Linked DNA regions of Homo sapiens: region 1 is linked to region 2. A link is a loop called in an ENCODE intact Hi-C map of the cell type or tissue named here. Cell type or tissue: endothelial cell of umbilical vein. All regions are shown on one strand. Links, peaks and the distances in the headings refer to the core of each region. The heading gives the core; the rest is flanking DNA. Region 1 overlaps RANBP17 (RAN binding protein 17). Region 2 overlaps RANBP17 (RAN binding protein 17).

Region 1 (16,627 bases), core at 5,790-10,789, 64 kb before region 2:
GCCACTTGGAACTGTAAGTCCAATAAACCTCATTCTTTTGTAAATTGCCCAGTTGTGGTTATGTCTTTTTTTTTTTTAATTATACTTTAAGTTTTAGGGTACATGTGCACATTGTGCAGGTTAGTTACATATGTATACATGTGCCATGCTGGTGCGCTGCACCCACTAACTCGTCATCTAGCATTAGGTATATCTCCCAATGCTATCCCTCCCCCCTCCCCCGACCCCACCACAGTCCCCAGAGTGTGATATTCCCCTTCCTGTGTCCATGTGTTCTCATAGTTCAATTCCCACCTATGAGTGAGAATATGCAGTGTTTGTTTTTTTGTTCTTGCGATAGTTTACTGAGAATGATGATTTCCAATTCCATCCATGTCCCTACAAAGGACATGAACTCATCATTTTTTATGGCTGCATAGTATTCCATGGTGTATATGTGCCACATTTTCTTAATCCAGTCTATCATTGTTGGACATTTGGGTTGGTTCCAAGTCTTTGCTATTTTGAATAGTGCCACAATAAACATATGTGTGCATGTGTCTTTATAGCAGCATGATTTATAGTCCTTTGGGTATATACCCAGTAATGGGATGGCTGGGTCAAATGATATTTCTAGTTCTAGATCCCTGAGGAATCGCCACACTGACTTGCACAATGGTTGAACTAGTTCACAGTCCCACCAACAGTGTAAAAGTGTTCCTATTTCTCCACATCCTCTCCAGCACCTGTTGTTTCCTGACTTTTTAATGATTGCCATTCTAACTGGTGTGAGATGGTATCTCATTGTGGTTTTGATTTGCATTTCTCTGATGGCCAGTGATGATGAGCATTTTTTCATGTGTTTTTTGGCTGCATAAATGTCTTCTTTTGAGAAGTGTCTGTTCATGTCCTTCGCCCACTTTTTGATGGGGTTGTTTGTTTTTTTCTTGTAAATTTGTTTGAGTTCATTGTAGATTCTGGATATTAGCCCTTTGTCAGATGAGTAGGTTGCGAAAATTTTCTCCCATTTTGTAGGTTGCCTGTTCACTCTGATGGTGGTTTCTTTTGCTGTGCAGAAGCTCTTTAGTTTAATTAGATCCCATTTGTCAATTTTGGCTTTTGTTGCCATTGCTTTTGGTGTTTTGGACATGAAGTCCTTGCCCATGCCTATGTCCTGAATGGTAATGCCTAGGTTTTCTTCTAGGGTTTTTATGGTTTTAGGTCTAACGTTTAAATCTTTAATCCATCTTGAATTGATTTTTGTATAAGGTGTAAGGAAGGGATCCAGTTTCAGCTTCCTACATATGGCTAGCCAGTTTTCCCAGCACCATTTATTAAATAGGGAATCCTTTCCCCATTTCTTGTTTTTCTCAGGTTTGTCAAAGATCAGATAGTTGTAGATATGCAGCGTTATTTCTGAGGGCTCTGTTCTGTTCCATTGATCTATATCTCTGTTTTGGTACCAGTACCATGCTGTTTTGGTTACTGTAGCCTTGTAGTGTAGTTTGAAGTCAGGGAGTGTGATGCCTCTAGCTTTGTTCTTTTGGCTTAGGATTGACTTGGCAATGCAGGCTCTTTTTTGGTTCCATATGAACTTTAAAGTAGTTTTTTCCAATTCTGTGAAGAAAGTCATTGGTAGCTTGATGGGGATGGCATTGAATCTGTAAATTACCTTGGGCAGTATGGCCATTTTCACGATATTGATTCTTCCTACCCATGAGCATGGAATGTTCTTCCATTTGTTTGTATCCTCTTTTATTTCCTTGAGCAGTGGTTTGTAGTTCTCCTTGAAGAGGTCCTTCACATCCCTTGTAAGTTGGATTCCTAGGTATTTTATTCTCTTTGAAGCAATTGTGAATGGGAGTTCACTCATGATTTGGCTCTCTGTTTGTCTGTTGTTGGTGTATAAGAATGCTTGTGATTTTTGTACATTGATTTTGTATCCTGAGACTTTGCTGAAGTTGCTTATCAGCTTAAGGAGATTTTGGGCTGAGACAATGGGGTTTTCTAGATATACAATCATGTCATCTGCAAACAGGGACAATTTGACTTCCTCTTTTCCTAATTGAATACCCTTTATTTCCTTCTCCTGCCTAATTGCCCTGGCCAGAACTTCCAACACTATGTTGAATAGGAGTGGTGAGAGAGGGCATCCCTGTCTTGTGCCAGTTTTCAAAGGGAATGCTTCCAGTTTTTGCCCATTCAGTATGATATTGGCTGTGGGTTTGTCATAGATAGCTCTTACTATTTTGAGATACGTCCCATCAATACCTAATTTATTGAGAGTTTTTAGCATGAAGGGTTGTTGAATTTTGTCAAAGGCTTTTTCTACATCTGTTGAGATAATCATGTGGTTTTTGTCTTTGGCTCTGTTTATATGCTGGATTACATTTATTGATTTGCGTATATTGAACCAGCCTTGCATCCCAGGGATGAAGCCCACTTGATCATGGTGGATAAGCGTTTTGATGTGCTGCTGGATTCGGTTTGCCAGTATTTTATTGAGGATTTTTGTATCAATGTTCATCAAGGATATTGGTCTAAAATTCTCTTTTTGGTTGTGTCTCTGCCAGGCTTTGGTATCAGAATGATGCTGGCCTCATAAAATGAGTTAGGGAGGATTCCCTCTTTTTCTATTGATTGGAATAGTTTCAGAAGGAATGGTACCAGTTCCTCCTTGTACCTCTGGTAGAATTCGGCTGTGAATCCATCTGGTCCTGGACTCTTTTTGGTTGGTAAACTATTGATTATTGCCACAATTTCAGCTCCTGTTATTGGTCTATTCACAGATTCAACTTCTTCCTGGTTTAGTCTTGGGAGAGTGTATGTGTCGAGGAATTTATCCATTTCTTCTAGATTTTCTAGTTTATTTGCGTAGAGGTGTTTGTAGTATTCCCTGATGGTAGTTTGTATTTCTGTGGGATCGGTGGTGATATCCCCTTTATCATTTTTTATTGTGTCTATTTGATTCTTCTCTCTTTTTTTCTTCATTAGTCTTGCTAGCGGTCTATCAATTTTGTTGATCCTTTCAAAAAACCAGCTCCTGGATTCATTGATTTTTTGAAGGGTTTTTTGTGTCTCTATTTCCTTCAGTTCTGCTCTGATTTTAGTTATTTCTTGCCTTCTGCTAGCTTTTGAATGTGTTTGCTCTTGCTTTTCTAGTTCTTTTAATTGTGATGTTAGGGTGTCAATTTTGGATCTTTCCTGCTTTCTCTTGTGGGCATTTAGTGCTATAAATTTCCCTCTACACACTGCTTTGAATGCGTCCCAGAGATTCTGGTATGTTGTGTCTTTGTTCTCATTGGTTTCAAAGAACATCTTTATTTCTGCCTTCATTTCGTTATGTACCCAGTAGTCATTCAGGAGCAGGTTGTTCAGTTTCCATGTAGTTGTGCAGCTTTGAGTGGGATTCTTAATCCTGAGTTCTAGTTTGATTGCACTGTGGTCTGAGAGATAGTTTGTTATAATTTCTGTTCTTTTACATTTGCTGAGGAGAGCTTTACTTCCAGCTATGTGGTCAATTTTGGAATAGGTGTGGTGTGGTGCTGAAAAAAATGTATATTCTGTTGATTTGGGGTGGAGAGTAGTGTAGATGTCTATTAGGTCTGCTTGGTGCAGAGCTGAGTTCAATTCCTGGATATCCTTGTTGACTTTCTGTCTTGTTGATCTGTCTAATGTTGACAGTGGGGTGTTAAAGTCTCCCATTATTAATGTGTGGGAGTCTAAGTCTCTTTGTAGGTCACTCAGGACTTGCTTTATGAATCTGGGTGCTCCCGTATTGGGTGCATATATATTTAGGATAGTTAGCTCTTCTTGTTGAATTGATCCCTTTACCATTATGTAATGGCCTTCTTTGTCTCTTTTGATCTTTGTTGGTTTAAAGTCTGTTTTATCAGAGACTAGGATTGCAACCCCTGCCTTTTTTTGTTTTCCATTTGCTTGGTAGATCTTCCTCCATCCTTTTATTTTGAGCCTATGTGTGTCTCTGCATGTGAGATGGGTTTCCTGAATACAGCACACTGATGGATCTTGACTCTTTATCCAATTTGCCAGTCTGTGTCTTTTAATTGGAGAATTTAGTCCATTTATATTTAAAGTTAATATTGTTATGTGTGAATTTGATCCTGTCATTATGATGTTAGCTGGTGATTTTGCTCGTTAGTTGATGCAGTTTCTTCCTAGTCTCGATGGTCTTGACATTTTGGCATGATTTTGCAGCGGCTGGTACCGGTTGTTCCTTTCCATGTTTAGTGCTTCCTTCAGGAGCTCTTTTAGGGCAGGCCTGGTGGTGACAAAATCGGTCAGCATTTGCTTGTCTGTAAAGTATTTTATTTCTCCTTCACTTATGAAGCTTAGTTTGGCTGGATATGAAATTCTGGGTTGAAAATTCTTTTCTTTAAGAATGTTGAATATTGGCCCCCACTCTTCTGGCTTATAGGGTTTCTGCAGAGAGATTCGCTGTTGGTTTGGTGGGCTTCCCTTTGTAAGTAACATGACCTTTCTCTCTGGCTGCCCTTAACATTTTTTTCTGCATTTCAACCTTGGAGGATGTGACAATTATGTGTCTTGGAGTTGCTCTTCTCGAGGAGTATCTTTGTGGCATTCTCTGTATTTCCTGAATCTGAATGTTGGCCTGCCTTGCTAGATTGGGGAAGTTCTCCTGGATAATATCCTGCAGAGTGTTTTCCAACTTGTTTCCATTCTCCCCGTCACTTTCAGGTACACCAATCAGACGTAGATTTGGTCTTTTCACATAGTCCCATATTTCTTGGAGGCTTTGCTCCTTTCTTTTTATTCTTTTTTCTCTAAACTTCCCTTCTCGCTTGATTTCGTTCATTTCATCTTCCATCACTGATACCCTTTCTTCCAGTTGATCGCATCGGCTCCTGAGGCTTCTGCATTCTTCACGTAGTTCTCGAGCCTTGGTTTTCAGCTCCATCAGCTCCTTTAAGTACTTCTCTTTATTGGTTATTCTAGTTATACATTCATCTAAATTTTTTTCAAAGTTTTCAACTTCTTTGCCTTTGGTTTGAATGTCCTCCTGTAGCTCAGAGTAATTTGATCGTCTGAAGCCTTCTTCTCTCAGCTCGTCAAAGTCATTCTCCATCCAGCTTTGTTCCGTTGCTGGTGAGGAACTGCGTTCCTTTGGAGGAGGAGAGGTGCTCTGCGTTTTAGAGTTTCCAGTTTTTCTGCTCTGTTTTTTCCCCATCTTTGTGGTTTTATCTACTTTTGGTCTTTGATGATGGTGATGTACAGATGGGTTTTCGGTGTGGATGTCCTTTCTGTTTGTTTTCCTTCTAACAGACAGGACCCTCAGCTGCAGGTCTGTTGGAATACCCTGCAGTGTGAGGTGTCAGTGTGCCCCTGCTGGGGGGGGCCTCCCAGTTAGGCTGCTCGGGGGTCACGGGTCAGGGACCCACTTGAGGAGGCAGTCTGCCCGTTCTCAGATCTCCAGCTGCGTGCTGGGAGAACCACTGCTCTCTTCAAAGCTGTCAGACAGGGACATTTAAGTTTGCAGAGGTTACTGCTGTCTTTTTGTTTGTCTGTGCCCTGCCCCCAGAGGTGGAGCCTACAGAGGCAGGCAGGCCTCCTTGAGCTGTGGTGGGCTCCACCCAGCTCGAGCTTCCCGGCTGCTTTGTTTACCTAAGCAAGCCTGGGCAATGGCGGGCGCCCCTCCCCCGGCCTCGCTGCTGCCTTGCAGTTTGATCTCAGACTGCTGTGCTAGCAATCAGTGAGATTCCGTGGGCGTAGGACCCTCCGAGCCAGGTGTGGGATATAATCTCGTGGTGCGCCGTTTTTTAAGCCGGTCTGAAAAGCGCAATATTCGGGTGGGAGTGACCCGATTTTCCAGGTGCGTTCGTCACCCCTTTCTTTGACTCGGAAAGGGAACTCCCTGACCCCTTGCACTTCCCAGGTGAGGCAATGCCTCGCCCTGCTTAGGCTCGCGCACGGTGCGTGCACCCACTGGCCTGCGCCCACTGTCTGGCACTCCCTAGTGAGATGCACCCGGTACCTCAGATGGAAATGCAGAAATCACCCGTCTTCTGCGTCGCTCACACTGGGAGCTGTAGACCGGAGCTGTTCCTGTTCGGCCATCTTCGTGGTTATGTCTTTATCAGCAATGTGAAAATGGACCAGTATAGTAAATGGGTACCAGGAGAGTGGGGCACTGCTGAAAAGAGACCCGAAAATATGGAAGCAACTTTGCAACTGGGTAACAGGCAGAGACTGAAACAGTTTTGAGGGCTCAGAAGAAGATAGGAAAATGTGGAAGAGTTTGGAACTCCCTAGAGACTTGTTGAATGGCTTTGACCAAAATGCTGATAATGATATGGACAGTGAAATCCAGGCTGAGGTGGTCTCAGATGGAGATGAGGAACTTGTTGGGAACTGGAGCAAAGGTGACTCTTGTTATGTTTTAGCAAAGAGACTGCCAGCATTTTGACCCTGCCCTAGAGATTTGTGGAATTTGAATTCGAGAGAGATGATTTAGGCTATCTGGCAGAATAAATTTCTAAACAGCAAAGCATTCAAGAGGTGACTTGGGTGCTGTTAAAGGCATTCAGTTTTAAAAGGGAAACAGAGCATAAAAGTTTGGAAAATTTGCAGCCTGACAATGTGTTAGAAAAGAATATCCCATTTTCTGAGAAGAAATTCAAGCTGGCTGCAGAAGTAAGGAGGAGCCGAATGTTAACCACTAAGACAATGGGGAAAATGTCTCCAGGTCATGTCAGAGAACTTTGCAGCAGCTGCTCTCATCAAGCCCAGAGGTTTAGGAGAAAAAAAAAAATGGTTTCATGGGCAGGGCCCAGGGTCCCTCTGCTCTGTGCAGTCTAGGGACTTGGTGCCCTGTGTCCCAGTCACTCCAGCTGTGATTAAAAGGGCCCAAGGTACAGCCCGGGCTGTTGCTTCAGAGGGTGGAAGCCCCAAGCCTTGGCGACTTCCACATAGTGTTGAGCCTGCGGGTGCACAGAAGTCAAGAATTGAAGTTTGAGTACCTCTGCCTAGACCTCAAAAGATGTACGGAAACATCTGGATGCCCAGGTAAAATTTTGCTGCAGGGGCGAGGCCCTCATGGAGAACCTCTGCTAGGGCAGTGCAGAAGGGAAATGTGGGGTCAGAGCTCCCTCACAGAGTCCCTTCTGGAACATTGCCTAGTGGAGCTGTGAGAAGAGGGCCACCATCCTCCATACCCTAGAATGGTAGAACCACCAACAGCTTGCACTGTGCATCTGGAAAATCTGCAGACATTCAATGCCAGCCCATGAAAGCAGCCAGGAGGGAGTCTGTACCCTGCAAAGCCACAGAGGTGGAGCTGCCCGAGACCATGGGAACCCACTTCTTGCATCATCATGGCCTGGATGTGAGACATGAAGTCAAAGGAGATCATTTTGGAGCTCTAAGATTTTACTTCCTCACTGGATTTCAGATTTGCATGGGGCGTTTAGCCCGTTTGTTTTGTCCAGTTTCCCCCATTTGGAACGGCTGTATTTATCCAATGCCTGTACCCCCATTGTGTCTAGGAAATAACTAACTTGCTTTTGATTTTACAGGCTCATAGGCAGAAGGGTCTTGTCTCCTCTTGGATGAGACTTTGGACTGTGGGCTTTTGAGTTAATGTTGAAATGAGTTAAGACTTTGGGGGACTGTTGGGAAGGCATGATTGGTTTTGAAATGTAAGGACATGAGATTTGGGAGGGGCCAGGAGTGGAATGATATGGTTTGGCTGTGTCCCCACCCAAATCTCATCTTGAATTCCCATGTGTTGTGGGAGGGACCTGGTGGGAGGTAACTGAATCATTGGGCAGATCTTTCCCATGCTGTTCTCATGATAGCGAATAAGTCTCATGAGATCTGATGGTATTATAAGGGGAGTTTCCTTACACAAGTTCCTCTCTTGCCTGCTACCATGTGAGGCTTGCCTTTCACCTTTCACCATGATTGTGAGGCCTCCTCAGCCACATGGAACTGTAAGTCCAGTAAACTTCTTTCTTTTGTAAATCGCCCAGTCTTGGGTATGTCTTTATCAATAGCATGAAAACAGACTAATACACCAGCTTTTCATATATGCAGGTTCCACAGGGCCAACTGCAGGACTGGAATATGCACGGATTTTGGTATATGTGAGGGATCCTGGAACCAATCCCCAGAATACACTGAGGGACAACTGTACTATAGGTTTTTATGTTTAAATATTTTATTTTGATGAAGTGATCTTTAATGGTTCATTCTAGTAACCCAAGGATATGCTTTAAATTTATTGAAGTCAATAGGAAAATGTGATTTAATACTTAAGAAATTGCAGTAAAACAAAGGAAAAAAATTTCCTTTCTGAGAATTCTTATTTGCCTTTGATATCTAATTCTTATGGTTACCATTTGGCATTTAGTGAACCCCTAATAATATATTGAATGATACTTCAAGTTATGTTACAGATCTAAGAATACTTGGCCAAACTGATCTATGACTACAAAAAGAAATTCTGTTGCAGTGACTCATACAACAAAAATGTTCCCAGTTTGTGAGTGACGCTCTGTGTTATATTTACTTCCCTAATATATAGTCACCTTTCATAATAGTGTCAGCATAATATACTAAGACAAAGAGGATCTACTGAAACTTCTCTTGCAACCATTAGGACAAACCCGGTATAAGACTATGCCTCCAGTTACCTGGGTGACCTTACCCTGTTAAAGTCTTATTTATAAAATGAGGGCTGACACTGGATTATTGCTAAGGTTCTATCTATCTGGAGAAATTATCAACCAGGAGAGCTTAATGGTATTTGTCACCTATTCTTATTTTTCCTAAGAGATCTTTTTCATATGATAGTGACATGATCATTCTGATGAAGTCCTTCCAGCTTCTAATAAAATCTAGGAAACACAGTTGTTATTCACCCCATAGTAATGAAGAAACCTGTCCTGTGCACTACAAGGAGCTTCTTATGTTCTGAGAAGAATTGTTATTCACCTTTGATCTCTAGTCCTTAAACTCTGTAGTCGGCATTTAATGGATGTCCACTAATATTTAGTTTGGTTTGTGTTGCATATTATGGAAAGCACTCATCTATATTTAATGTCTATGCCACTGCCTGTGAATTTGTGGGAAGACAAGTGTATTGTAAAGTCAAATTCCTGCCACTCCAATTTTCTACCAGCATCTAAGTCCTCACAGCTGTGCTTTAGTGCCCCAAATTTGTTATTAAGCCCATAATCCCAGCTACTTGGGAGGCTAAGGCCGGAGAATTGCTTGAACCCAGGAGGTAGAGGTTCCAGTGAGCCAGGATCACACCGTTGCACTCCAGACTGGACAATAGCAGTGGAACTCAGTCTCCCCCCAAAAAAAAAAAATAGACATTTTTATACATATCACGGACAGGTTTTATATATGATCTTGTTTCTTGTGGACTGTAAGCTACTTGAGGTTAAAAGCTCTACTTTATTTATTTATGTCCCTCCACTGTTTACTACTACTTAGCACATATACGACAATCAGTTACATTTACTAAGTTGATGATTATAAGGAATCACACACGATATAATAGCTGAGTTGTTAATGAAAAAAAAATCAGTTTCTTTGTAATGATTCCTCTCTACCAGAAAAACAATCAAGAACCCGTTGTATGTGGTAGCTTATGTAAGAGGGAAGCTTCTGGAAAAGCACCTGCCAATTGTCACTGTTATATTTTCAGAGACAAAAGACAAATATAGTCACAATCACTGGTATAATTTTCATGACCTCTAAACAGTTCTGTATTTTTTAATGACTACAGAAATTTATTGGTTATTTTCAGTTTAGTTTTATGCAGTCTGGCAAAGTAATCAGATTAAGTATGTATGTATCACACACTTTTTCACTTATAGCAGTAATCCTTTATCTGCATCAGTCTAATTTAGTGCTTTGGGCAATAGAGTAATGCAGACTAAATCAAAGCTGGATATGAGCCAAGATGATGAGTTGGAAAGATCCCTGGCTTTGTAATTAGATAGACCTGGATTCCCATTAATTGAGGTAATGAATGTAAAATACTGAACACAGTGCCTGGCTCCTGGTAAGTTGCCCCATAAATGGTAGCTAATGTTATTTTACTTTAAAGAGTGCATAGTTTTTAAAATAATCATTAGGTAGGAAGAGCTGTGGTAAAGGAGTGAAGTTTGTTTCCTTGAAAGTACAGTTTACCAGCATGCAGTATATCTTGTTATTTGTTAGCTCTGTGGAAACATGCCTACCTAAAAAGGAGACTCAGGTTCTGAAACAGACCAAGAATGAAAGCACCAACTAACTCTTTTGTGAGGCCTTGTGCTTTTTTATTCAATGGAAGATAACAGTCATCAGATTGGGGTAGGGTCTAATGGTGGCAGCCAACTAGTGTGTGTTTTAATTGTGTGTGTTGCATGATGAGAGGTTTAATGCCTTAGGCAAGTCACTAGATGAGCTCAACTCTAAGAGTACATTTTCTTTAGTAAAAATAAGGCCAATACTATTTGTGTTGCAAAGTTATGAAGATTGATGATTATGTCAGTAAAATGCCCAGTGCCTGGCATTTTGAAAATGCTCCTATAAATTGAACCTTAATTTTTCTCATTATTATCATTGTTATTTTTATATAATGATCTGTGTATTTAAGGTGGGTTTGTCCTTTGAGGATCCTCTTCGCAATATTTTCCTGTTGCTTAGAAACACATCCTTTAAATAACAATAGAAGCTCTCTATGCATCTGAAAGTAGAAATGCTCTTAACTTTTTACTATTCCCACCTAAGCTTGTCTTCTAACATTACTTCTGATCTTTCAGAAGTACGTTCTCTTCGTGTAAAGGAATTATGGAAGAGTTTGCTGTCTGGCTAATCTTGCTATATGGTAGTATCTGCAGTTTTCCCAAGAGGAATGCGTTCATTTTGTGCTATCTAATTGCCAGTCTTAATGTATTCATATTGGCAAGTTTTCAGTATTCTGTCCCTACTTTTTTCCTTTTCCCTGTTGGCTGTGGTTTGACTTTGTTCCCCCAAAGTTTGTGTGTTTGAAACTTCATCCCAATGCAATAGTGTTAGGAGGTGGGATCTAATAAGAGGTGATTGGGTTGAATAAAGTAAGTCCAATCCCTGGTGCCTCTCTCTTGGTCCCTCTGTGTTTGCTTGCTATTCCAACATGTTATAACATAGCACAGAGGCCCTTGTCAGATGCTGGTACCATATTCTTGGACTTGCCAGCCTCCAGAACTGTGAGCCAAATAAATTTCTTTTCTTTATAACTTAACTAGTCTGTGATATTCTGTTATAGCAACAGAAAACGGACTAAGAGACTTGTGATGATTTGATTTAATTTTACTTTTTCCTGATAGTTTTAAGATTTTATTCTAAATACACTCTCACTGAAGAGTTCGTAATGCCATCTTATATTATTTTACTCTATATTTTTGTCTTTACTCTCTATCCTTTGATGTACTTGTTGTGACAACTTTAATCATGTTTAGACTGGTTTGTGGAGAAGAGAGGATCACAACAGGTACAGAAATAGGCTATAGACTTTATATGGCTGTTGTCAGTCTTTTCTATTTTATTATCTTGGAGTTGAACTTATGTAGGACATTACTGGCTACGGTAAAGAAATCAAATAAAAAGAAAGGACAGTTCTTTCAATCTTGTATTAGATTTATAGCCTACCAAAGGAACTCCATTGTTGATGCTGATAAACAAATGAATGGAAATTCAGAATGGTTATAGTAGTCCAGTGAGCTTTGGAAGGTTGTAAGCTTTCTGGGCCTTAGTTTTCTTCAGTACAAAATGGACATATTAACTGAGCTTTCTATTTCCGTGGATTGTATAAAGATCAGATGAAATATAGTTCACCCTTGAACAACACAGGAGTTAGGGGAACTGACACCCCCCCGACACACCCACACAGTCAAAAATCTGAGCGTAACTTTAGACTCCCCAAAAACTTACCTGCTAATAACCTACTGTTGACTGAAAGCCTTACCAGTAAAATGAACAATTAACACACATTTTAGTGTTGTATGTATTTGTACTATGTATGCCCTTAAAATAAAGGAAGGTAGGGGAAAAATCATGAAGAGAAAATATATTTACTATTCATTTAGAGGAAGTGGGTCATCACAAAGGTCTTTATTCTCATCATCTTCATGTCAAGGATGCTGGAGGAGGGGAAGGGGCTGGTCTTAGTGTCTCAGAGGTGACAGAGGCAGAAGGAGTAAGCCGAGAAGGTGGAAGGGGAGGAAGAAGTGGCAGGCACATTTGATGTAACTTTTATTGACAAATATCTGCATATAAGTGGACCCGCACAGTTCAAACCTGCATTATTGAAAGGTCAACTGTAATGTGAAACACATATAAAAATAATGTGTCTATCATCAAAGCATTATATACTTCATGATTTTAAAGTGTTAGTGACCAAGTAATCCTTTAAGGAAAGAGACTGTGTTGCCATATCATACTTATTAACTTATTGTTGTCTGTCTTCCAAAAAGGATTTGAAGCAAAAGTCACTAATGAAGTCATTGAATTGAATATGTTATTGGTGATAGAAGTGAAGTGAGAGGAAATCCGAGGAGAAATGCTTTGTAAGAATGTTGAATTCATTTGCTACATAGGCAGTAAATATTTAGGTAGCACATCTTCATAGAAGGAATAAAATGTGCAAATTTGATTGTTGTTGGCAAAGACTGATTTTTAAAACAACTGTAATACACAGTAGATCTAAAGAGATACTGCCTACCAAAGGGTAAGAGAAAAAGATTAGGATAATAAATTACAAATTAGCTTGACTTTGAGAATTTGGGGGAAATGTTGAAACTTACAGAGAAAGAATAAATTTAGGGAAATAATAATGTAACCAGGATAGGGCCTGAATTTTTTATATCTGTATGTAAAGAAGGAGCTGGTTCTTATTAACTTTTCTGAAGATCTGGTATGTACTTTAAAGCCTACTTTATCAACAACAACAACAAAACTCTGTGAAGAAGGGGTGGAGGGATGTTTCTAAGATCTTAGAGAAAATTGTAAGTATATGGTAGAACTTTAAGAAAATCATCTTTAGTACAAGAAGGATTATAATGGTTTTGGTTGAAGTTATTCAGTGTTGATTGTGACCATGTAACTAAAGTTTGTGATTCTTGAATTTGTGTTTTTTATACTTATGTTTTACAAAAAGATTTTATTTCTTCTTCAAGGAGGTTGTAAGAATTTTCCCTCGATTTTCTAAATCTAATGCAGAAATTGTTCCAGGCTATGAGTAAGTAGTGGAGGGAAGAAATTTGAGTCATGTTACCTCCATTTTTAGTGTCTCTCTTTAGCTTGTCCCTTCCTTTAGTCAAGGTATCTGTTAGATTTATAAAAATTTAGAATACCATATCCCTATAATTTTTCATCTAATAATCTCATTGAGAAAACACAGGAGAAGTTGGAAAGCAAATAGTGGTCACTGAGTGCTTCTTATGTATCAAATTCTAGATGTTAATATGTAATTTAATCTTCAGAAAGGGCTGTTAGACCATAAGCTCCTTGGAGCACAGCTTTGGGTCTTCATCTATGTAATCTCTCTAATTAACTGTACGTTTAATAAGTGTATACAGTTAGATACACAGTGAATGAGTAAACAAGTCTGTAAATTATTGTCCTCATTTTAGAGAAAATGAAATGGGTGTCTAAGAAATTAAGTCTATCAATAGTCCCATAGCTACTAAGCGGCAAAACCTTAACCTGTATGTAGTCTTTTTATTATTATTATTATTATTATTATTATTATTATTATTATTATTATACTTTAAGTTCTGGGATACATGTGCAGAACATGTAGGTTTATTACATAGGTATACATGTGCCATGGTGGTTTGCTGCACCCATCAACCAGTCATCTACATTAGGTATTTCTTCTAATGCTATCCCTCCCCTTGCCCCACACTCCCCAACAGGCCCCAGTGTGTGATGTTCCCCTCCCTGTGTCCATGTGTTCTCATTTTTCACCTCCCACTTATGAGTGAGAACATGTGGTGTTTGGTTTTCTGTTTCTGTGTTAGTTTGCTGAGAATGATGGTTTCCAGCTTCATCCATGTCCCTGCAAAGGATATGAACTCATCCTTTTTTATGGCTGAATAGTATTCCATGGTGTATATGTGCCACATTTGCTTTATCCAGTCTATCATTGATGGGCATTTGGGTTGGTTCCAAGTCTCTGCTATTGTGAATAGTGCTGCAATAAACATACGTATGCATGTGTCCTTATACTAGAATGATTTATAATCCTTTGGGTATATACCCAGTAATAGGATTGCTGGGTCAAATGGTATTTCTGATTCTAGATCCTTGAGGAATTGCCACACTGTCTTCCACAATGGTTGAATTAATTTACACTCTCACTAACATTATAAAAGCGTTTCTATTTTTTCACATCCTCTCCAGCATCTGTTGTTTCATGACTTTGTAATGATGGCCATTCTAACTGGCATGAGATGGTATCTCATTGTGGTTTTGATTTGAATTTCTCTAATGACCAGCAATGATGAGCTGTTTTTCATATATTTGTTGGCCACATAAATTTCTTCTTTTGAGAAGTGTCTGTTCATATCCTTTGCCCATTTTTTGATAGCGTTGTTCATTTTTTTCTTGTAAATTTGTTTAAGTTCTTTGTAGATTCTGGATATTAGCCCTTTGTCAGATGGATAGATTGCAAAAATTTTCTCCCATTCTGTAGGTTGCCTGTTCACTCTGATGATAGTTTCTTTTGCTGTGCAGAAGCTCTTTAGTTTAATTAAATCCCATTTGTCAATTTTGGCTTTTGTTGCAATTGCTTTTGGTGTTTTAGTCATGAAGTTATCACCCATGCCTGTGTCCTGAATGGTATTGCCTAGGTTTTCTTCTAGGGTTTTTATGCTTTTAGGTCTTATGTTTAAATCTTTAATCCATCTTGAGTTAATTTTTGTATAAGGTGTAAGGAAGGGGTCCAGTTTCAGTTTTCTGCAACCCCGTTTCTTAAATAGGGAATTCTTTCCCCATTGCTTGTTTTTGGCAGGTTTGTTAAAAATCAGATGGTTGTAGATGTGTTATTTCTGAGGGCTCTGTTCTGTTCCATTTGGTCTATATATCTGTTTTGGTACCAGTACCATCCTGTTTTGGTTACAGTAGCCTTGCAGTATAGTTTGAAGTCAGGTAGCATGATGCCTCCAGCTTTGTTCTTTTTGCTTAGGATTGTCATGGCTATACGGGCTCTTTTTTGGTTCCATATGAAATTTAAAGTAGTTGTTTCCTAATTCTGTGAAGAAAGTCAATGGTAGTTTGATGGGAATAACATTGAATCTATAAATTACTTTGGGCAGTATGGTCATTTTCACAATATTGGTTCTTCCTATCCATGAGCATGGGATGTTTTTCCATTTTTTTGTGTTGTCTCTTATTTCCTTGAGCAGTGGTTTGTAGTTCTCCTTGAAGAGGTCCTTCACATCCCTTGTAAGTTGTATTCCTAGGTATTTTATTCTCTTTGGAGCAATTGTGAATGGGAGTTTGCTCATGATTTGGCTGATATTGGTGTATAGGAATGCTCGTGATTTTCGCACGTTGATTTTATATCCTGAGACTTTGTTGACGTTGCTTTTTGGCTTAAGGAGATTTTGGGCTGAGATGTTGGGGTTTTCTAAATATACAATCATGTCATCTGCAAACAAAGATAATTTAACTTCCTCTCTTCCTATTTGAATACCCCTTATTTCTTTCTCTTGCCTGGTTGCCCTGGCCAGAACTTCCAACACTGTGTTGAGTAGGAGTGGTGAGAGAGGGCATCCTTTTCTTGTGCCAGTTTTCAAAGGGAATGCTTCCAGTTTTTGCCCATTCAGTATGATATTGGCTGTGGGTTTGTCATAAATAGCTCTTACTATTTTGAGATATGTTCCGTCAGTTCCTAATTTATTGAGTGTTTTTAGCATGAAGGGGTGTTGAATTTTATCAAAGGCTTTTTCTGCGTCTATTGAGATAATCATGTGGTTTTTGTCATTGGTTCTGTTTATGTGATGGATTACGTTTACTGATTTGCATATGTTGAACCAGCCTTGCTTCCCATGGATGAAGCTGACTTGATCGTGGTAGATAAGCTTTTTAATGTTTTGCTGGATTCAGTTTGCCAGTATTCTATTGAGGATTTTTCGCATCGATGTTCATCAGGGTTATTGGCCTGAAATTTTATTTTTTTGTTGTGTCTCTGCCAGGTTTTGGTATCAGGATGATGCTGGCCTCATAAAATGAGTTAGGGAGCAGTCCCTCTTTTTCTATTGTTTGGAATCGTTTCAGAAGGAATGGTACCAGCTCCTTTTTGTACCTCTGGTAGAATTTGGCTGTGAATTTGTCTGGTCCTGGGCTTTTTTTGGTTGATAGGCTATTACTGCCTCAATTTCAGAACTTGTTACTGGTCTATTCAGGGATTTGACTTATTCCTGGTTTAGTCTTGGGAAGTTGTATGTGTCCAGGAATTTATCCATTTCTTCTAGATTTTCTAGTTTATTTGCATACAGGTGTTTATAGTATTATCTGATGGTTGATTGTATTTCTGTGGGATCAGTGGTGATATCCCCTTTATCATTTTTTATTGTGTCTATTTGATTCTTCTTTCTTTTCTTCATTAATCTGGCTAGCAGTCTATCTA
Region 2 (16,627 bases), core at 5,025-10,024:
GAAGGCAGCATGCTCGTTAAGAGTCATCACCAATCCCTAATCTCAAGTAATCAGGACACAAACACTGCGGAAGGCCGCAGGTTCCTCTGCCTAGGAAAACCAGAGACCTTTGTTCACTTGTTTGTCTGCTGACCTTCCCTCCACTATTGTCCCATGACCCTGCCAAATCCCCCTCTGTGAGAAACACCCAAGAATTATCAATAAAAAAATAAATTTAAAAAAAAAATTTTTAATCTCAGATATTAAATGACTTTAATTAATAGAACCTCAATATTATATGGAAAACCCCATTTAAAGTACGAATTTTTGATAGTATAAATGAATATGAAACCACATTTGATGCTATCAGATACTTGTAAATAGTGTATAGTTTAATCCTGTCTAGTATTGAGGTACTTGTCTATATATCTGTATTGATATATATATATATATAGAGAGAGAGAGAGAACATTTCATGATCATATATATAAAGTAATTGGTTAAGAGTATGGGCTTTGACATTATTCTGACTTGGGTTTAAGTCCCAGCCCTGTCACGTACAGATATGTGACTCAATAGACACATAACTTCTCTGGGTCTCAATTTCTTTTGTGGTAAATTGTGATGTTAATGTGATTGGTGTGATATTAATGTGATTTCTTCAGTGGTAAAATTGTGATATTAATGTCTACCTGCTTCATAGACTTACCATGTTGATTAAATGAGATAAAGTATATAAAGTGCTTAGCATAGTGCTTGCCCATAATGAGCACTCAGTAAACGATAGCTGTTCATATTATCGTCATCATCCCTGTCCCTGAAACTTCAGTACAAGTGATGTGGTAAAAACTAGAATAGTCAACCAAGAGGCTGATTGCTGGTAAAGTAAACCTAACCATAGGTTCTGTAGCTACCACGTACAAGCTATCTAACTTTACCTACTGTCTTCACCCATTCTATAAAATCACCTCAACTTCCCTGGCCACTGTACAAAGGCCCCTTTCCTCATTTGATATCTACCAACATCCACTGTTAGCATCCCTAACCTCTTTTGGAGATACCATGGATCTTTTTTACTGTTCCATTTTTTACTGAGCTCTGAGCTATGCTCATTTTTCATGTGTCCACTGAAGTCCACATAGTTATATATATTTTCTCCCCAAAATCCCATATCACACAAATAAAAATATCTAAACAGGAGAACTGTTTCCTATCTTGGGTTCTCTCAACACATGACTGTTAATTTTATTCTTTTCACTTACCGTATTTCACTTACTGTATCAGCCTCCTTCTAAATTATATCATAATCTCCCTTAAGTCCCTAGATTAGTTTGTTCAGAGGCAAAACAAAAGTGAAAGATTTTGTGAGAAATGCATAGTTTCATTACACATCTGGTAAAGACACGCTATGATTGCTTTCTTACAGTGTCCAGAAGCTAATTTATGGTACTTTCTTTGTTTATTGTACTTGAGCAATATAGAGTATACTCTGCAGACATGGTTTACACTTTGAATTAGTTTGCATCTATCTATATTAATGTGTTTTGTAAGCCAGGCCTTAATATCTCTTTATTGTGCTCTTTTGAAAATAATTCTCTTAAATCTATGGAACGTGTCTTACTTGTGAAGAAAGACACATTTTTCCACCTTTCTAAGATTAAAATAGTGAGAGAAACCTCAAAGAAGAGGAAATCCTATTTTAAAATAACAGCGATCTCCTCTGTAGACTCTTGGTTTGCAGGTTGTTAGTCTTCATCCTCTGTGTCAATTTAATGTATCACGTAAGTACTAGTGAACAGATGTGGGGGTAGGGGGAGGCAAGCAGAGTGTTGAAGCAGGAACCAGCAGCATTGGCAAACTGGCAAATGCTTCTGTTTTGCTAAACACCTGCTTTTCTTGTATTCAGATTGTCTGAACCATCTGTTTTTATATTCTGTTTACCTACTGTCAGCCATTTTGGAGTTGTTAAAATCTTTGAAAGTAGTTGGGAATTTTTCACAGTAAGCTGGGAATCTATACCACTCTTTAAAAACTTTGTGTTTTTAGGGTATTCCCATTTAATCCTCCAGAGAATAATTACTTTTTAATTTAGGTGCAATGTGTTAAATATTATATAATTAAAATGTTTTTCTCCCTTCCCAATTACTTATTCTTAGAAATCAAAGTTTAAATTGTCTAAATAGGTACTTGGCCATAGTGTGATAACACTAATAACAGATTCGTAATGATAGAATGTAAATATTAATTTATATGTCCCCTCTCATTAAAAAAAGAAAGAAAAAAGCATTACACAATTTGATGAAAGGTACTAATTTTTTATAAGCTTACCTACTAGATGATATGCAAGTGATATTCTCAATAAAAATATATAGTATTTATAAATACCTTTTTGCACCAGATACTATGCTAGGCATTTTGTCCACATTATCACAACTCTTCTCTACAGCCTTGCAAGGTAGATATTATTGTCCTCATTTTATAGATGAAGAAAATGATTCTTTAAGAAGTTGAGGAAATTGTTCATGCTCACATTTGTGACTGGAGATTTGAACTCTGGTTTTTACATTGCTTTTCAAAAATTCTGTCATACCCAAGAGATGATTCTGTGATCCAAAGTTTCTGCATAAGGAGTCAGAGGTGGTGCATTTTGTTTAGTTAGAAGTGAACACACTTCATTTGGTTTGTTAAATTCCTAGCTCTTTTCTAATTGTCTGCAGACGTTTTGTTCCTTTTGTCATTGAGGAACACTGTTGGAACTTGGTCCGCTGCTTTTGTGTTTTGCAAGGTTTTTCAAAAATGCTTTTACTTTAAAAAGAAAATGAACTAGTTGAGGTCTCTGTAAAAAATTCCAGCAGAGAATTTGCTTTTTCCTTAAAGTTTATATCTGTCTACTGGGGCCTCTAGTAACCTTTCAAGATAATAGTCAGAATAGAATGGCTATGTTAACATTTTTTTGACCTTTGTCACTACCCAGAAATGTGATCTGTGCAAAATAGACCTTAAAGATGCTATAAGTGGAGGTTCAGTTCAAATGATTTAAAGGCATGGTGTTAATAGATATAATCCATATTTATATTTCACTTTTCTAGAGCAAAGCTCACATAAAGACCACCGAAATCAATATTATGAAAGAGTCAGGCCTCTTTGGCCTAGGAATTTAAACACTTGAAAGGCAAGATCAGGTTTTTGGTTTTTTAGTTAGGATATTGGCAGGACTTGAAAATTTCTGAAATATTTAAATTCAAGAGTCGCCTTAAATATATGTTAATTTCAGGGAAAATAAGAAGCAATTCCACTTTCTCTGGTCAATAATAAAATTTACAGAACTTCTCCCAAGCAATGGCACAAATTAAAAATATAAATAGGCTTAATAAGTTCATGAATTAAAGATTCTCAACAAGTTATTATGAAAAGATATAAATATCTGGGCTACATTTCTAACCCTGTGAGGTTAATGGTCATTGGTGGAAGGTAGTTCATTGAAGCCTTAATGAGAGACAGTTATGAACTAGGTGAGCCATTGAGCTGATGGATGGCATTCTTATATAATTAACCTAGCAGTGGTAATCGCCTCCTTCAAGTTCCTAGCCTTTCTCGAACCAAGGAAAAAGAGCCAAAATTGTTGCCATTTTGCCACCTTGACATTTCTTTTCAATTGCCAAACCTAACTACCTTTCTTCAGTAATACAACTAAACCAGAGAGGGCTGGTTTTTCTGCATTCAGAACTGTGGATTTAGGGTCATTTTGGTATATATTTAATTGAACTCTTGGGAGCAGATGAACTCCCCCAAGGAACTGGGTATATGAGGGCGGAGGGCAGTTTCAATTCAAGAATGTGAAGAATAGAAATTTCTAACTGAAAATAAATAATTAGAAAGTGAGAAACCAGAGTAAGATGTCCATGAAACTCAGAATATCGAGGAGAAAGAACACATGGTAACAGAGGCAATAAAGGGCCCCAGAAGCTGGGCACAGTAGCTCACTCACGCCTGTAATCCCAGCACTTTGGGAGTCCGAGGCAGGAGGATCACTTGAGGTCAGGAGTTCGAGACCAGCCTGGCCAACATGGTGAAACTTCATCTCTACTAAAAAAAAAAAAGTAAAAAATTAGCCAGGCATGGTGGCACATGCCTGCAATCCCAGCTACTCGGGAGGCTGAGGTAGAGAATCGCTTGAACCCGGGAGGCGGAGGTTGCAGTGAGCTGAGATCGCTATTGCACTCCAGTCTGGGCGACAGAACGAGACTCTATCTCAAAAAAAAAAAAAAGGGCCCCAAAAAGATACAAGCTTTACCCCTCTGACTCTGAACTATCATGCACAATGTAGTCAGACAAATCTTAAACGTCACTCTTGTCCTAGGGTTCTTCCCACTTAGAAATCTCCCTGTTGCTCATGACATCAAGCCAGTACTCTGGCTTTTAAGGTTCTCCATAATCTAGCTCCATCTACTGTCCAGTTTTTGGTTTCCACAGCTCCCTTCTGTCATGCTGACTCCCATTTTTAACTTGGATCATACTGTTCTCTTCCTCCTTCTGCCCACACTCATACAAACTCATACCTGGATCATATTTGCTGTTAAAACTTAATAATGGCAATGCTCGCACTCATTTATTGTTTATTATACACCAGTCACTATGATGATAAACCTTCTATGTGCATTATATCTTAATAAGTCTCAAAATAATCTTATGACGAAGGTGTCATTAACCTCATTTCTATAGTAGAGTAACTCAACTAAGAGTACATAGGTAGGAAGTGGCATTCACAAGATTTGACCTTAGGTCCTTCTAACTCTAAATCCATTAAATGATGAAGTGTAATTCCTGATCTTGCTCCTAAAGCATTTTATGCTCTGTGTCCTTATTTTCTTAGCAAGGTTTGAGATTCTTGAGGAAAGGGGCAGTGTCTATACATATCTTGTATCTGTCATACAACTAGGACAGTGCTAGATTATCACCTATTTTCTCATTGATTGATTGGATATTGATTAGAGTGAGATGGTCAGACTTTATGGTGACAGAAGGAGAGAAATTTTATTCTGATCCTAGTCATATTTCTGAAGTAGGTGTTGTTAATTAGAGCAGCATCTTATTAAGAAACAGTGGGTTGGAACCAGCCAGTGTTTAGTTTTCAAGAATTGTACATTAGAAAAAGATTTATACAGAGTCTGTAAGAATGTTATTTTTGGCTAGATTAGTGGCACTCTTTTTTTTGTTTCATTTATTATACAAATACTTATCATTACAAATCTGTTTATTATATGCTAAACAGTGGGACACACTATTGCCTAGGGAAAGATATTCCTGCCATCACAGACTGGTGGAGAACACAAAGTTAATAGGTAATCATTGTTCAATGTAATGAGGCCCATGACTGATATGCAGAATACTGGGAACATATTGGAAGATAACTGATGAAATCTTGGGGAAGACAGGGGAAGACTGACACCCAGGGGGTGCTTGGGTTTCTTTTAGTGTCATTCACTTCTGCATATAACATACACAGGGAAGTAAGATAGGACCAAGAGTTGCATATTAGTGCAAAAAGAGAACAGAAGTGTTCAGCTTCATGTTTTCCACTTTTCCATTCAAGATTGCAAACAGGCTGAGTGCAGTGGCTCATGCCTGTAATCTTCAGGCGGATCACCTGAGGTCGGGAGTTCAAGACCAGCCTGACCAACTTGGAGAAACCCCATCTCTACTAAAAATACAAAATTAGCCAGGCATGGTGGCACATACCTGTAATCCCAGCTACTCGGGAGGGTGAGGCAGGAGAATCTCTTGAACCAAGGAGGCGGAGGTTGCAGTGAGCCAAGATCACGCCACTGCACTCCAGCCTGGGCAACAAGAGCAAAACTCCATCTCAAAAAAATAAATAAATAAATAAATAAAAATTGCAAACAAGACCAAGAAATCTAAATAACAGTTCACTTTAGTTTTTTTTTTTTTTTTTTTTTAACCAAATTAAGGGGGTTGAGGACAAAGTGAATATTCCATCTTTTCTAAGAAGATAATTAGTAAAACAAATGAATTTAACCTACTCCTCTTAGTTGGCACCAAGAACTACCTGCTATTTCCACTGTCTGATAGGTGCCAAGATTATTTTATGTGCAAGTCAAGGTGTTTTTTTCTGAGACGGAGTCTTGCTTTGTCACCCAGGCTGGAGTGCGGTGGCACGATCTCGGCTCACTGCAAGCTCCGCCTCCCGAGTCCACACCATTCTCCTGCGTCAGCCTCCTGAGTAGCTGAGATTACAGGCATGCGCCACCATGCCCAGCTAATTTTTTTTGTATTTTTAGCAGAGACGGGGTTTCCCCATGTTGGCCAAGCTGGTCTTGAACTCCTGACCTCAAATGATCTGCCCACCTTGGCCTCCCAAAATGCTGGGATTACAGGTGTGAGCTACTATGCCCAGCCAAGATTATTTTATGTATATTGAATGAAATAGCATTTAATATAGTGTTTACTTTGGATTTACTAGAACAAATGTCAGTGAATACATATTTTTCCCTAGCAGCTAAGAAACAGCATTGTCAAACAGTGAAAACAGGAAGTTGGGGAAACCATTTAACTGTATAACCTCAAGAAATCTAACCACTATTTGATTTTGCCATCTAAAGTATTGTGTTAGGCTGGGCTCAGTGGCTCACGCCTGTAATCCCTACACTTTGGGAGGCCGAGGCACGTGGAGCACCTGAGGTCAGGCGTTTTGAGACTAGCCTGGCCAACATAATGAAACCCTGTCTCTACTAAAAATACGAAAAATTAGCCGGGCATGGTGGCGGGGCACCTGTAATCCCAGCTACTCGGGAGGCTGAGACAGGAGAATGGCTTGAACCCGGGAGGCAGAGGTTGCAGTGAGCTGAAATCACGCCACTGCACTCCAGCCTGGGCGACAGAGTGATACTCCATCTAGAAAAAAAAAAAAAAAAATATATATATATATATATATATATATGTACACACACACACACACACATATACACATATATGTATATATATGGAGTTAATGATACCTAGCTGTGCCTATTTTGATTGTACATTCTTAGCGATGCAAGAGGGAGAATACAATTAGCCTTCCCCCAGCCAAAAAGAGGATAATCCAAGTAATTAAAGATTTAAAATAAAATTTTATGAATGAGATGTAGGAGGTAGAGAAAGTAGCCATAGAGAAAGTGGATATTTTGTCAGTTATTTTTCTTGATCACTATTTGAGAATAATATCATTTAATATCAACTACAGTGTGGGAAAAGGCAATGATGATTTCAGCAAATGAGCATTTACTATTAAAAAAGAAGCAAAAATAAGTTATGAAATATAGCAGAGTTCTCCACATACATTGATGTTATACAATTATGATTTATGATGATAATAATTCCCCTAATTCCATAATCTGTGAAAATGAAATAAACTTATTTCCGTGAACCCTTCAAAAAAGATAACTCCCACAAATTCCTAATCAAACTGATTTTAAAAGAAAAGAGAAAAAGTAGATTTGAATGGAGAAATCGAGTGCTACAGAATATAAAATTTTCATTCATTTGTATAGTGGATTGTCATCTTGAAGTAAAGATGAAATGAAACAAAGTTGTTTGTGCTTTGAACATTGAAGCATTGTTCATCATGCATAATTAACAAAGTTGAAATTTTGTAAGTATGAATCATGCACAAAAGAGCCACAGCTATGATAGCTATTACAGGAAATGGAGGAAATTAATAATAAAAGGCAATACACTACCTCATAAATACATTCTCATCATAAGATTGGAGCATGAAAGCATTAAGAAAATGCCCTGATTAATTTAACAACTTAATCCTGTAAATTGGAGTATAGTTATTTCAGAATTCATTTGTACATAGACAAAGCAGAGACACAAAATAGCTTACTTTCATTAAGATTTTAAAAGCAATTCTTATGGATATGTGAAGATAATATTCTTTCAAAAGAAAGATTATAAGCGGATGTTCCTTAATGTTTCCGAAATTACCTAGTTTCTATATCTTTCTACAAGTACTATATTATATTCATTAAGAATCAGAATTGGCACATTCTGGGTTACATTCCAGTGATCTTACCTTCTATATAATTTATTTTAAGTAACTGCTAAAATTATGATTTTTAAAAGACTATGTGATACTAGGAACATAAATTAGAAGAAAAAGGTACTTTCTTAGTTCTCAGTAATTGAGTAAAGTTTAATCCTGATTAGAAGATCCTTGAGTACCATTTTGATGTGTGAAATAATTTATTTAGATGTTTTTAAAATAAATTTTGGAGTATTTTTGTAAAGTGCAAATACATGAGTAGTTTTCTAGAACGGCTTTTATGTCATGTGAACATGTGTGGATCACTATATTTTTTTTCCTATTAGCTATTTGGTAAAAGTCCACAATTTGCCAAGATGGTTAATAGGACACAAATATAGACATTTCATATGATGTACCATGTAAATGTAAACCTTTGTAGTTACATGTTTTTGTAGCAAGAGAATTGTTTTAAAAGGCATGTAATTTATTAGCTATCGGTAGCTTCTTTATTGCCTTGCCGCACTGCAGTAATAAATAAAAGAAAGTGAACTGATTTTACAAATGGCACACAAGGTGCACATTTTGTGGGAAAAAAAGTCTTTTTTTAAAGAATTGGCATTAAATCCTTTTTTTGTGATGACAAAGAGGCTAAGAGTGCAAACTGTATTTTCTGTTTATCGAAAACAGTCTTTTTTTCTCCGGGGCATTTTTCCCTATGATCATCAAGGGATTTCAAAAGCAATAAAGTGTGGAATCATTGTTCGACTTGAACAGTATTAAAACTTAGGTTTTAATTTCAGTGAAGTAATAAGATTTGAACCTGTCTCACATTACAGCACTGTAAGGCATTTAGCAATTGTATTTTAAAGGAGGTTTTTAAAATGCAGCTCACTTGTAAGCTAACTGTCTGTCAGTAATTAATAGTTTTTCTTCAGCATTGGCTGTTGTGATCAGACCAAGAAATATCTGGGTTTTTAGTAACACATTATGATAATTGTGAATGTTTATTCCTAATTAGTCTAAATGTCTAATAATTTTCAGCTTGCTTCTCTGGCTGTTTAAAAGAAAACAGAGGGTGATGTTTAAAGCTACAGTGTGTCTTATAAAAAATATGAATGTACATCTGCATGTATATTTCAGTAAGTTTTACACCCGGCAAGATTATGTCAGTTGACTCATTCATTAACTAAGTATTTTATTCTTCAGTACCATTTCCTAGTTTTTGATATTACATCATTTATATAGGGATTGCCAAATAAGGTACTGTATGTAAAGCTAAACCCACACTGATGATCTGGACTCTTCAGTGATGAACATTGAAACTTGTCTTTACTTCTTAAAAAGGGCTTTAAAATATGAGCATTTCTACTAAAACAATGTGGCAACATATTTGCTGATGAAAGATTGTATTTACCATATTGAATTGCCTTAGAAAATAATTGCCTCTACAAAAGGAAACATCTGTATGATAGCGCATGGTTAAAGCTGCCATCAATTTTTAACATTTGAGGGTTGAGCTATGACCTTTTATGATGACTGTGAACAGTAACTGCATCCATTAGCCATAAGTTTTGTTTCTTTATTTTAGTAGATGGTCTAGACTGTAAATATTAGAGAATCTAAAATAAATCAACATATTATCCTAAGGATACAAAATGTAAGAGCTATTTGTGGTTGGGAACCTTTGACAGATAGTTTGGATGAAGCAGATGATTGCCTGCCTAGCGTATCTGGTCTCCATTGCTATGCCTGCAGGCAGTTTAGTGCTATGGTTGTATATTGATGTCAGGGTTAGTACTGAGTGGCTAGCAGTGACAGATGTCTATAATTACAGGCAATGCTTCCAGTATTTCTGAAAAGCCAGCCTATGTTGAACAATTATCTTATTTCTGCCTTGCCAAAGAGCATGTTCCAATTGCTAGTATTAGCAATGGTGAATATAGTGCTTTATCTGCTGCCTTGGGACAAATGTGAGAAAAGCACTTGGTTATAAAACATAAATGCAAAATATTTTTTCAACATTTTAAATTAGTTAAGTTCAGTGTTTTCCTAATTTTTATCTCCCCATAATGTTTCTTTTGAAGGAGTCTTGAAATATAAAAGCACATTTGGCATACTTATTGGAATTTTGTTTTCCCCTAGGCCTTGCGTGGCTCCCCAGCGCCAGTATCCCTTGCTTTACTGAATAGATGTGTTTAAGCAAGTTGGCTTTGAAACAAGTTTCTCCTATGTGAATTGCATTTTCTGGTTGACACCCATTACAAAATTGGAAATGCATTTCCATGGAAAATCTCCTATGCCCAGTAAGTTTAGTTGGAAACTTTTAACAAGAAAAATTATAACATAATAGAAAATTTTGAAATGTGCTAAACACCTTAGTACTGGTGGCTTTCCATTTGCTGAGAATTGCAATTCTCAAGTTTTGTTGTAACCTTTTTTTTTTTTCTTAAGCCTTTGACCATTTATTGTCCATTTCTGTCTCTCAATTTTCATGGTCACTTCCTTCCTTGCTCCCTCTTGGCCCACTTTTCTGACTCATTAGAAATGTTTTCATGCTTGTTGGTGCCAGTTCTCACCTGCCCTTTTTATCTGGTCATTTGCATTCATGAGCTATGGGCTGTCATACCACACTTTCCAGCAGGTGCGGCTGCCTAACACATGATACTCTCTAACCTTCCTAAAGATTAAGGTGTTGGGGGTTAAAACATTATCCATGTTGTAAGTTATGAATCCTGTATTTTCAGGTAATGTAGAATGAGAAATATCTAGGAAATATCACTTGAGAATGCAGTTTATCTTCAACCTTAATCTAACCTGCAATGGGTTTCTGCTTTGCATTTAACCACTTTGCTGAATTATTCATTACATTTTCTCATTTAGTCTTCTCAACAATGTTCTGTTTAATATACATGAATATCATTTTGCAGAAATATGAAACAATTTCAGAATTAAAAGCTTGTTTAGTGGCAGGCCCTTGGTTTCAACCAGATCATCTTACTCTGAACCCAGTTTGCTTTTCGCTGTATCACATTGGCTATGTATGTATTTAGGCATGAGTCCAGGAATGATCAGTTTCAGAGTGTGTTGACTGATAATGCCAATATCATAAGTTTCATCTCCATACTAGCTGTTTTACTTCCCAAGGAAAAGACTCATTTCTTTAACTGAAGATTGGATGTCTAGTCCTGGCTCGCCATCAGTCACAAAAGAACTAAGCTAGATCCTTGATATTTTATGTCCTACAATAGGAGAAGCAACCTAGAACCAATAGTCTAGTGTCAGAGATCAGTAATATTATATTTATTTCTGAAAGGTAGCCCCTTTCTGTTCCCACTGTGAGAGAATGCCCCTTGGGAGCCCATCACCTAAAAACTCTTAATAATTTTAAACTAATGATAGTGTTCTGGACCCCCGTGTCTGTGTACATTAATTTAGTAAAGAAAATTTGGGCCGGGCACAGTGGCTCACGCCTATAATCCCAGCACTTTGGGAGGCTGAGGCAGGTGGATCACGAGGTCAGGAGATCAAGACCATCCTGGCTAACACGGTGAATCCTCGTCTCTACTAAAAAAATACAAAAACTTAGCTGGGCGTGGTGGCAGTCGCCTGTGGTCCCAGCTACTCGGGAGGCTGAGGCGGGAGAATGATGTGAACCCGGGAGGCAGAGCTTGCGGTGAGCCAGGATCATGCCACTCCAGCCTGGGCGACAGAGTGAGACTCCATCTCAAAAAAAAAAAAAAAAAAAAAAAAGAAAAAAGAAGAAAATTTGGACAATTGGATGGACCTATTGATCTGAATGGGGAAAACTTTGATAACTTATTGGACACAGTGATCATCTACTTACTCAGTGAGTTGAAAACTTACCTTGGAGATAGGAAGCAGGAACTTGTATTGACTCAAAAAATGAGGATGAAAGCTTTGAATCTGGCAATATAGGTGATGCAGATAAGTTCTTGAGATAAAATAACACCAAATACCACAGATCATTCTGTTTTTCTCCTGACTTTTTTTCTATCACTTTTCTTACTACTTTATTTCTTTGCAAGACTCAAAGACTAGACCCATTATTTAATATTAGAAGTTATGTTACCTTTCATTAAGACCCTCTCCCCTCTAACTACTACTAAAGCTACTCACATACCCACTTAGAACATATATCTGTTTTCTAGTATCTAGTCCAGATAAAGCACAAAGAAAAGAGACATTCCAATAAAAATAATAGGTAATACTTATGAAAATTTTACTGTATACCAGGACTGTTATAGGTCCTTCACATAAATTAACCATTTTAATCTCAAAAATTCCACAGATTAGGTACTACTCTCATCCTTTTTATATTTGAGGAAACTAAGGTTTAAAGGGTAAGCAACTTGCTCAAAATTACTTAGTAAGTGGCAGAATCTCACTAGTCTTGGGCTTCAGAATCTATTCCTAACCACTTCACTAGATTACCTCCTATTTTGTGATATTATACTTTGTAACCCTAGTTAAAAGATGTACTTTTGCCAATCAGAAGGTTACTTTGCCTGCTTAAGTCATTAGCCTCAGTTGCCACACTTCTATAATGAAAGTGCTTCATGGGAAACAGTACTAAGAGATTCTTTTTGGTTTTTTTTTTGAGATGAAGTCTCACTCTTGTCGCCCAGGCTAGAATGCAATGGAGCAGTCTCAGCTCACTGCAACCTCTGCCTCCTGGGTTCAAGTGATTCTCCTGCCTCAGCCTCCCAAGTTGCTGAGATTACAGGCGCGTGCCACCACGCCCTGCTAATTTTTTGTATTTTTAGTAGAAGTAGAAGCAGGGTTTCACCTTGTTGGCCAGGCTAGTCTGGAACTCAGGTGATCCACCCATCTCGGCCTCCTAAAGTGCTGGGATTACAGGCGTGAGCCACCGCGCCCGGCTGAGATTCTTAAAAATCATTCTGTCAAATATTATTTATGATTTATTCTTTTTTAGGGCTAGCTTTTAGTAACTGGTTTCTGGAATTATCTCACTGAAGCAATCCCATTGTCATTCATATAACCACATCCAGAATTTGAACAGGACTTCACCATGTCTCTGCTCATGGGCTCCAGAATAAAATCAAAGTCCCAAGAATATCATAAGTAACAACCACAAAGATTGTCAGCCACTTTCTCCTTTTATTTGAGATTGGGGAGGCCTTTTGCTCTTATTTCTGGTGCCAGGTGGCAGGTCCCTAAACTTTGTGCTTTTTAGGTTGTACGCCTGAGGAGTGATGTACCCAGAGTTCCAGAGAAGGCTTGGAAAATAGTTAAGGTGAGTTGGGTTGCTGGTTATGATGGTGGACCAGCAATCTTTATGCTTGTCTCACTACAGCCTCAGATTCTAATTAGTAAAACAGGCATATGCATACAATGATTAAGTGTAGGCATGCATTGTCTTCATTCCCTTTTTATGCATTATATAATTCTACAATGTTCATATTTTATAGCCAAAGGTTTAGTAGTCCACTAATAAGCAGTATTAGCTGCAAAGCCTATATTTAATGTGGTTGCATAGTACAAAAGCATCCTAGATTTCTTGATGCTAACATTGCTGAGTAACCAATTATAATCAGTTATTAATACTTAAGAAAGTTTTATTTGGCTACATTGAATAGCATCTGTTATTGAACAGTGTCTAGAGCACATGTATCCCTTGTGTCAGAATGTGTTTCTGGCTGACACCTTTAGGAGGTACGGGGGATTAAACAAAATATTTTACTTCCCAGTTCCCCACCTCTGCTATCACCCTCTCACAAACTTCATCCAGCATCAGCTTCTTTGCCCTAAAATTTAATCGTCATCTTATAAACTTGCTATTGCAAAGAATTATAAATATTCCTTTAACTGTCTGAAATGCTCTTTCAAACCATGGTCCCAAAATCCTCTACTAAAATTAAGCCTTCTTCCCAAGCATCTGGTGCCATAGCCATAGTTAGCTTCTTTTTGAATGGGCTTGGGGAGATAATATATTTACCCAGGGCTTTACCATGGCTTTATCCATAGAAGACTAGTTTAACAGAAGCTTGGCCCCAGACATGGAGTGAATTGGCAGCCAACAGGAGCAAAGCTGTGTCAGGACAAATGTACACTCTCCATTTTCTCTGGTTGGCTTTCAGCTGGTTGCACCACAGGAGTCTTTCTGTGGACTGCATATCCTGTGACCAGTAACTGGTGCACTCAACCCAGGTCCCTCTTGGCTAGGGAAGGCCTGTCGGGAGGCATTAGGTTCATGCTGGTGGAGATCCTTAGTCAGTGGCTCCCTGAAGGAAAGTAAGGCAAACAGCCAGCTTCTGTTGAACAGGTGGTAGTTAGACCCTAGATCTGCTTGGGGGTGGGAGGAAAAGAATCTCTCCAAAATTACCAGCCTTGCTGGTTTTCACATTATACCTGTACTCTTTCTAATAAATTATTGTTTAGAAACTGACTCAGAAATATCTCTGACAGCATCTGGAGCTTTCTGACTTTTCCACCTTCCTTAGCAGTCTGGATTTGGGCCCAAGTTAGAAATGGAAACCCCACTGGGGTGCAAGCAAAAGAGGAAGCATGTTCTTAGCCATGCATCAGTGGAGGCCCCTACTGGGAGAGGGGATTATCACAAGGCAGCAGGCAGCCCTGCACCCCAGCCTGCTGAGTTCATGCTTTGTGCCACAGGATGTGGAGCGAAGGAAATGTGAGGCCAAAGTGGTCACTCCAAGTTTTCTTATACAATAGCTTATTCAAGCAGACTGGGAATGCCTCTTAAGAGATTTGTTAGGTACATGTGCCCTTAGCAAGATGGCCACCACAGATGGTGGGTTCAGATATTCTAATTGAAATAAATGTTTAACATTCAGATGTATTTTATACTTCCATAACCAGTTTTTCTTTATCAGATGCTGTTCCTTATTCAACTGAATGAGGCAAGCAGGATTATTCACCTTTTACCACTTGATTTCCAACATAAATTATGGTTTTAAAATCAAATTCTGGCAAAAGATTTTTCTGTCTAATTTCAGGCTTATATTTAGTGATGTTATTTGAAACGATATGGAAAAATTAGTCACCCAGGATTAATGTGGATCTATTCAGTGTCACTAAGTTTGTGTATTTAATATACAGCAATGATGTTTGTACCATTAATTCTCTTGTTATGGTGATAAGTTAATTGTGATTATCATATTTTATCCTGCTTCAAATGTTAATGAAAGAGCTAAGTACCTTTAGTTCCAAATGGTTTAGATCCAAGTCATTAAATGCTCTATTCTTTCTTACACCTCTCCTCCTCCCTCCTCTACTAATGCCTTTCACATTGATGAGGTCTTTCTTATAGAAAGCACTGAATTGACCTCAAAGGCACTTGAAGCCTAAAACAAAAATATGAAAATTGATTTCTTATTCATAGTAAGTGATTTCATACTGTGTTCCTAAATTCTCTTCCTAAGGAACACTAATGCTTTCATTATATTGGATCCTTTCCAGTGACAGGTTTTGTTTTACCAATTTAGAACCAGTTAAAAACCTTCATTAATAAGTCATTCCAATAGATTGAAACAATACTTGAAAATTCACAGTAATATTTGGGGGATCTTTTGTGGTATCACTTTTGTATTACCTGATATGTTTTTGAGAATAAATTGGTTCAGAGAAGGTTTGTCATCCAATGGCAAAATACTTTGTTGTTGACTTCTACTGCACTGTTAATTTTCTGCATTGAGCCTGCTTAAACAATGCACTAAAGCTCTTTGAGAAGTTATAGCATCTTAAACACTTATAGAAGGCCTAAGGGTATTAACTTACTATAATTTTCTGAAGATTCATTATCCAAAATCTTAATTCATTATAAAAACTCTTTTGAAAACCTATAGAACCAGTGTTTTCTCTTATTTTCTTATTTGCACAGAATGAGAGATTCGTTGTTCTTTTTAATTTGTTTCATGTGGTGCTTTTGAGTACATTTCATAAAGGACTGTTATTGAATTTCTGTGACTGTCATTATATATCCATACAATCTTTAGGAACTAATATTCTGGGTTTCCCAGTTCTGTAATCTACTCCAAATTTAAAGATTGACATAATTAGTTTCCTCAGAGTTATAACCAGAATGTTAGAGACAGTGCTCCAGATACCTAAGACTAAGGATTAGGATTGGTAAAAGAAATTTTAAAAATTATTTCGGCACATGCTTTTTTTATTCTTTATTAAATGTACAACTCAAAATTATGTTGCTATTTGTAGTTTATGTCCGCATCTGTTTTTCTTACCTAGTTCCCTTTTTAAAACCATATGTAACATCTTTTAAGCTACTTGCAAATTCTACAGGCAATATTTGTCATTTGATGAGTTGAGAATTTGGAGAATGTATTGGCTCATTGAAGCATTATGTACTATCCAAATGCTCTTTTCTTAAATTTATAAGAACCTTTGCAGTAAAATAAATACGGCTAAGAAAACAAATATATTAAAACAGTTTTTTAAGAGCATGCCTTCTCAAATCTGTAATAATGATAATTCCTTACATTTCTAATCACTTTCCATATTTCAGGAGCAAGAGAGATGGGTAACTGGTTAAAATGGGTAATTTTTCTAGTTTCTAAGACAATACACATTGAGAAGTAGAAAGAATTTGATTTTGTATCA

The links. Hi-C counts contacts between places; a loop is a spot of excess contacts. Peaks named below come from ENCODE experiments on the same cell type or tissue, not always from the same donor. Only the 100,000 strongest peaks of a DNase experiment are listed, where the experiment ranks them.
Region 1: a loop joins it to region 2, with 4 times the contacts of the local background. A loop is called at or near these places in 1 of 110 quality-filtered maps.

The regions. Positions count from the first base shown.
Region 1 is chr5:171,083,896-171,100,522 of GRCh38, forward strand. The region is part of intron 14 of RANBP17 (RAN binding protein 17); the gene reads left to right. Among named protein-coding and RNA genes, the nearest start is that of TLX3, 220 kb to the right of the region's middle. RefSeq lists an enhancer at 5,254-5,821. In endothelial cell of umbilical vein, for the core only: no CTCF peak of the experiment used is centred there; a DNase peak (open chromatin) is centred at 8,486; H3K27ac peaks cover 1,081 bases.
Region 2 is chr5:171,148,184-171,164,810 of GRCh38, forward strand. The region is part of intron 14 of RANBP17 (RAN binding protein 17); the gene reads left to right. Among named protein-coding and RNA genes, the nearest start is that of TLX3, 150 kb to the right of the region's middle. In endothelial cell of umbilical vein, for the core only: no CTCF peak of the experiment used is centred there; DNase peaks (open chromatin) are centred at 6,498 and 7,648; H3K27ac peaks cover 343 bases.